2 separate regions of the Homo sapiens genome follow, and region 2 is linked to region 1. Evidence: chromatin contacts called from ENCODE Hi-C or POLR2A ChIA-PET data. All regions are on one chromosome and are shown on one strand. The core of a region is the stretch at or near the end of the contact, and the rest is flanking DNA. Distances in the headings are between cores, read along the strand shown. Region 1 overlaps L3MBTL3 (L3MBTL histone methyl-lysine binding protein 3). Region 2 holds the start of SAMD3 (sterile alpha motif domain containing 3).

What was found. A loop is a pair of places that touch in the nucleus more often than their neighbours do. ChIA-PET counts read pairs that join two places held with the same protein, here RNA polymerase II (POLR2A). Pooled maps may share reads with other maps.
Region 2: a loop to region 1 is called in a map of naive thymus-derived CD4-positive, alpha-beta T cell, with 2.5 times the contacts of the local background. The contact joins the promoter of SAMD3 here to the enhancer-like site in region 1. A Hi-C loop is called at or near these places in 2 of 168 maps with a recorded cell type or tissue (both naive thymus-derived CD4-positive, alpha-beta T cell), 1 of 37 single-sample maps with no recorded cell type and 11 of 50 pooled maps. POLR2A ChIA-PET finds 5 or more read pairs at or near these places in 5 of 52 experiments (CD4-positive, alpha-beta T cell, H1, T-cell and 2 more).

Annotation. Positions count from the first base shown.
Region 1 is chr6:130,033,262-130,036,233 of GRCh38, forward strand. The region is part of intron 2 of L3MBTL3 (L3MBTL histone methyl-lysine binding protein 3); the gene reads left to right. Among named protein-coding and RNA genes, the nearest start is that of L3MBTL3, 16 kb to the left of the region's middle. Within about 2 kb of position 1,495, at least 2 of the 41 ENCODE cell types and tissues checked have a DNase peak (open chromatin) inside an H3K27ac peak, as active enhancers do.
Region 2 is chr6:130,221,677-130,224,751 of GRCh38, forward strand. SAMD3 (sterile alpha motif domain containing 3) reads right to left here and starts at 1,275. Exons shown (of 12, transcript NM_001017373.4): 1 at 1,018-1,275. RefSeq lists an enhancer at 1,882-1,991.

The DNA.
Region 1 (2,972 bases), core at 245-2,744:
AGTGGGGAGACTCCTTGGAGATGATGTTACTGAAAAATGACGTTTAGGAGTTTTGAGTATGTCATTCTGCACCAAGTTTGACAGTTAACGGTTAGTGAGTGAAGATGATTTCTGTAAAGTAAACAAAAAATCATCCTGAGTTGATGGTGTCATATAGTAGGCATCATAGCAACAAGCTGTTGGATTCTACAGTGGAGGTTGGCTTTTCTCATTGCTGTCTTCATCTTCTGCATAGTTGTCATTTTTGTTTGGTTCATAGTAATGATTTTAGGGTTAGTATTCCTGACACACTGTTTACAAAAGATACACTGCCCTTTTAACCAAAAACTGGCAAGTTTAGTTCCTTGACACCAGGCGCTGATCTCAGGCCTGTTATCTGAATGACAGAATTTGAATCTGATTCTCAGATGCTGCTTTTAAGGTCATGTCTACCCTCATTTTATAACTATTCTTAACTCATAACCGTAGTATTTCTATACCTTATTTTTGAAAAATGTACTTGTTAACTATGAAGCTATAAAATGCAGCTCTTAAGAAAAAGCAACTGTAAAATTATTAAAACTATTTAACTGGTCTTGATGAATGTTAACTAGCCATTCTTTTAAAGACAATATTTGGAGAACAGTGGTTTGACCAGGAATGGTTGGGCTACAGTCAGTACCCTTTCTCAGTAATCCAAATTTCTTCCCTTATTTGCAGGTGCAGACTTTTGGGTTATAGCAGGGCCCACTCTTTTGCTTTGTGCTGTGCGCCTCCTAGGTTATGCTGCTTATATCTCAGAGGACTGGTATCTTCCCTTCATCTCAGCCCCAGGCAGCCTCTTTATTTTGAATATGCTGCAGGAACCCAGCTCGTAGGAGTCCCTGCTCCTCACTCTGAGCCTCTGTTTTATCCACTCCTGGCAGATAGGAGCAAAGAAGTTGTAGGAAGGAAAGATTATGAAGGACACACAAACTGTTTATCTCTAGTCAAAATGAGATACAGTAGATTCTTGACATTTGTGAGGTCAATGTCCGCAGCCAGTCACGATTCTCAACTTGAAAAAAAATCATTTTAGCACATAATTCCTTCCGTAAAATTGCTAAAGTAGAATTGGAAAATTTAAATGATCTCTCTAGACCCCTATCTACTTATCTCACTTGATGACTGATTTTTTTACTGTCTGGAGTACTTATTGAAACAAATTCACACATCTTTTCTACTTATTTCCTTTTGGAGCATTTGGTAGTTTTGTTCGCACAATGTGTCTGAGTCATCATTGCATTTGACATTTCAGTCTTTAATTTATCTGAAACTTCTGTTTTGTGGCTAGCCTATCGCTTTCATAAACATCCCCATATTCCCTTCATTCTGTCATCAACACTAGACTCAACTAGCAGTTAATTTTGTTTCATTTCTTAAAAAGAAACAGTTTTTATCACTTTATTTACAGTCTTCATAGCACTGAGACTAAGCGCTATGACTAAGAGCATGCCTGGGCCTCGGCCAGGCTGGACAACTTGCCCTTGCCCCAGCTTTATGGCATGTGTGATTCAGAATCATGTCTCTGCAAAATGACAAATTACTAAATGTCACAGCAACTTCAGGTGTCACTCAGGAATGGTAGGAACCATAAATACGTAGTCTGCGAATGCATACCTGAGTTGTGGAGGAGTGAACCGTACACCTCCTCCTCTCATCCATCTGTTGAGCTGATGAATGTGCATGTATAGTTAACGAGTACTAGTTAAGTTACCAGAGAGCTTTGTGGAAATGGATTTTCCTTCGTGACGTCTATGCTGTAGCTTCAGTTGTTGGCATTAATAACAAATATTTTCATGGGAAGACATGCCTTTTGTAATATACACTTTTAAATAAACATGAAACCGGATTTAAAAACTCATTTTTATTCATTAAAAAAATTATTTAAACATTCAACAGATACAAAAAAGTATACAGAAAGAAGGCTCACCACCATCAATATATGAGTGGTCTGCTTCCTCATAGGGGTTTTTGAATATAAGATATTAACTAGTTTAATCACCACCTGATGTAAGTGGTACATGGTAGACTGGGGCTGCCAGGGATTTATTTACATGAGAGAGTGAGGAGGTTCATCCAGCAGATAGAATATCTCAAGGGAGAGTCAGGTTTCACAACTTTGGTTTGGAGATGAGGAGTGGTGTAGGAGAGAGATAGGAGGTAATTCTGAGGAAAGTGTCGTATGTCATTTAGTCTGTTCTCCAGCCCTTTTGTTGGAGGCTGAGGGAAAGAACATTGTAATAAAAGCAAATTGTTTCACAAAGCAGGGACTTTCAGAGTGCAATACTTTTGCACTAGTGCCAGCAGTAATGGTCTCGGTCTTCAGTAGTCATCAGCTCCTTGACATCCACAGTGGGCAGTGGTAGCAGCATGCTGGGCATCAATGCCTTTGGTTGCAGCCATGGTCAGCCATGACATTACGTATTAGTGGGAATCAGAAGCATTTGGTGGACATCTGAACCCCAAACTTACCTCTTATGACATTAGTAGTGGCTGGAGACCAATAGAAGTTAGAGGAGATGAGGAGGAAAAAGCCGAATCTTGTCTGGTAGCACAGAGGACCCACCAGGGTGTACTTTCAGGATACTTCCTTAGGAAATCTCAGCACCATTTAACAAAAAAAAATTGTGATGGGGTTTTCTGCAGAAGGAGAAATACTGTTTGTGACTTGCATTGTGACTCTCTTACCTACCTGTTTTGTGTGTGTGTGTGTGTGTGTGTGTGTGTGTGTGTGGCCTGTGGAATACAGGTGGATTGTGGTGTAGCAGCAGGTGATACCTACAAGAACAAAACACAAGAGCATTTCTAAGTACTGAAAAAATTTACCGAGTCTCAGGAACACGAATTGTTGAAGGGAAAGGACTTTGTATGTTTGTATGCAAGTATACACATTTACAGAGGGTGACAACAAGGGAGGAAGACTTGGGGTGACTTAGAAGCAGCTTTTCTTA
Region 2 (3,075 bases), core at 25-2,524, 190 kb after region 1:
TTGCAGTGAGTAGGCTGAGGAGGAGGAGGAGGAAGAGGAGAGTTGGTCTTGCTGTCTCAGGGGTGGCAGAGGCAGAAGAAAATCTGCATGTAAGTGGACCTGAGAGGTTCCAACACATGTTGTTCAAGGGTCAACTCTATAATCCATAAAACCAACTAAAAAATTAATACACCAATAGAAAAAAATAGGAATAGGTAACTCTTGAACAAAATTTTAAACCAGTATCTGAAAAATCTACATTATTTGTAATAAAAATAATTAAATACCATCTTCATTTATTCCATTGGAAAAGGTGAAAATTAGCAAGAATGCAAGGTCAGTTGTTCTCTTACACACTGCTAAGGGGAGTATAAAGTGGCACAACTTGCCCTGTCATATTATTCCCATTTTATAATTGAAAGTCCTGGAGTTTACAGGGTAACTCGCCTAAGGTTCCTTTGCTTGTAAAGGTAAAAGTGATTTGAATCCAATCTATCCAACTTTAAAGGGTACTAATGCAAGCCAAAAACATTAAAAATATTTCTACATTCTGACCCCAAAATAGCATTTCTAAGAATGTGCCTAAAGACATTAACAGAAATGAACACAAAGATGTGTGCCATAGCAATGGTCCGAATAGCAAATAAATTGGACAGATAAAATTTCCAGCAATAGGAATTGGCCAATGAATTACAGTAATTTATATTTAAAATAAAATACTATGTAGTAATCAAAAATTGTATCTAGACAAATAACTATGTAGAGAGAAACAGTCATGGATATGGTTAACTGCAAATAAATTTAAAATAGTATGATTCAGATTTGTGGAAAGAATAAAATAAAAGTAGAATGAAATGCTTGGTTACACAAAGGCTGGGAAAGCATATACTAGAAGGCAGAAGTGGCAATCTCTGTTTGGAGGAATTAATGTTTTTTGTTTGTAATCTGCCACTCTTAAATTTTTCTCAATGAAAGAATTTTATCTTAATATCAGAAAAGTTAGAGTTTTATAGAGAAAAGGTAAAAAGTGATATTTACGGATTATTGCTGGAGAGGCTTTTGGTCCATCTCTTCCAGAAGAGAAGATCAAAGGAGAGAGCACCCCTCCTCCCCAGGCAAATCCGATCAGTGGATGTGGTTCTGGTTCCTTTGTTTTATCTGAAAAATGGAAGATATCACCTACAAATCTGGAATCTTGGTTTCTCTTGAAAAATCAAAAGTTCTGGTGATACTGGGTTCATATTTCTGAATGGCAGCAACTGAGCAGTGGCTGCCCCATTGAAAGACAGCAAGACTGGGAGCCTCACAGTACACAGGAAGCATAAGGTAAGTTTGAAACAGGGTGGATCTCAGACAGCTAACGTTTGCACCTCTCAAAGGAAGAAGATTCTGACAAGTGTGACAAATACCCATGTATGTACATACATGTTTACCATAATATATCTTTGGAACATTTAATTCTTCCTTAGTTACCTTTTTTAAGCTCCTAGAAGAAATAACACTAACTAGAAAAAAAATTTCCTATATCAATCTTAAGGCAGATATAATAATAATGTATTAGAATTTAGACATTGAATTCAAAGTCAAGGACTCAAAGCTTTGCATCTCAGAAGGTTCTAGTGTCTTGAGGCTTCATTTTCTTTGTAGCTACATCATTGAACTAAAATGCACAAACCTTTATTTAGCAGACATTGGCTGAATGTAATTCTCGTTACATAGCTCAGTGTGTACGTGATAGTGCAGGTGATAGCTGAACATTTTATAGCTCTGAGTAGTGGCAAGAACTTACATTATTAAAATATTACAACTATTTTTTTGGAGTTACTCATTTGTTAGAACACATGAAAGGTGACTTCTGTATCCACCTATATTGCTCAGCTGGTAGAGTCAAGCTGGGCTCTCTTGATCTGTTAACACTAAGTGCTGGTCTGACTTTGTAGGCCTCTTCAGGAAGAAGGGGATGCAAGGTAGTGGATCTTCTTAATGCAGTGTGACTCAAAGTGAAACTTGGAAACACCCTTGCAGGGCGTGCGATGGGTGTGACTCGCTTCTTCAGTACCCTGCAGCTCAAACCCCTAGAGGGAGCATGCAGACGGGCAGGTCATGGGGAGCATGGGCTCCTACCCCATGGCAGCACCTAGGGTTGAGTGTTTACAGCTCCAGAAGCCCCAGTGGGAGTGTGTTACAGTGCAGTCTTTCAGCTTAGCCATCCGCAGGTGGCTTGTGTTAATCAGCTCAATTAGATCCTCTGCCTTATCGCAAGGACAGAGGGCTTTCTGTATCCCAAGGTTCTTGCCTTAATGTACCAGAAAAATTGAATCACATGTAGGCTTGGAGAATGGGTGCACAGTTTTATTGACTGGTGGAAGTAGCTCTCAGCAGATGGATGGGATCCACAAGGGGAATGGAATGGGAAGGCGGTCTTCCCCTGGAGTCAGGCCGCTCAGTGGCCTGACTCTCCTCCAACCACCCCCAGGCAAATTCTACGTGGTCCACATCATACTGCTGTTGATGTCCTGCCAGTCTGTCAGTGTATTCTGCCAGTGTGTTCCTCTTGATGTCCAGCCGCTTGTGTCTGTGCCCGCTAGGGTCTCAGGGTTTTTATAGGCAGAGGATGGGGGTGTGGCGGGCCAGAGTGCTTTTGGAAAATGCAACATTTGGGCGTGAAAACAGGAGTGCCTGTTCTCACTTACGTCCATGGGTACAGGCCTGAGGGTGGAGCCCTAGCCAGGGACCCCATTCTTCTCTACCCAGCACTTCCCTGCCCGCCTCCCGTATCAAAAGCAAAGCACAGATGGGAGGTGTGGAGACACAAAAAGGCATAGGACCCTGTGTTTCTCATGAGTGACAAATGCTCATGCTTCTGCCAGCCCTAGGTTCATGTGAGGACGGGCCAGAATGTTCAAACTTTTGTTTATGCAAAAGCACTCTATTTATTTATTATTATTATTATTATTATTATTATTATTATTATTATTTTTGAGATGGAGTCTCCCTTTGTCACCCAGGCTGGAGTGTAATGGCACGATCTCAGCTCACTGCAACTTCCACCTCCTGGGTTTAAGCGATTCTCCTGCCTCAGCCTCCTGAGTATCT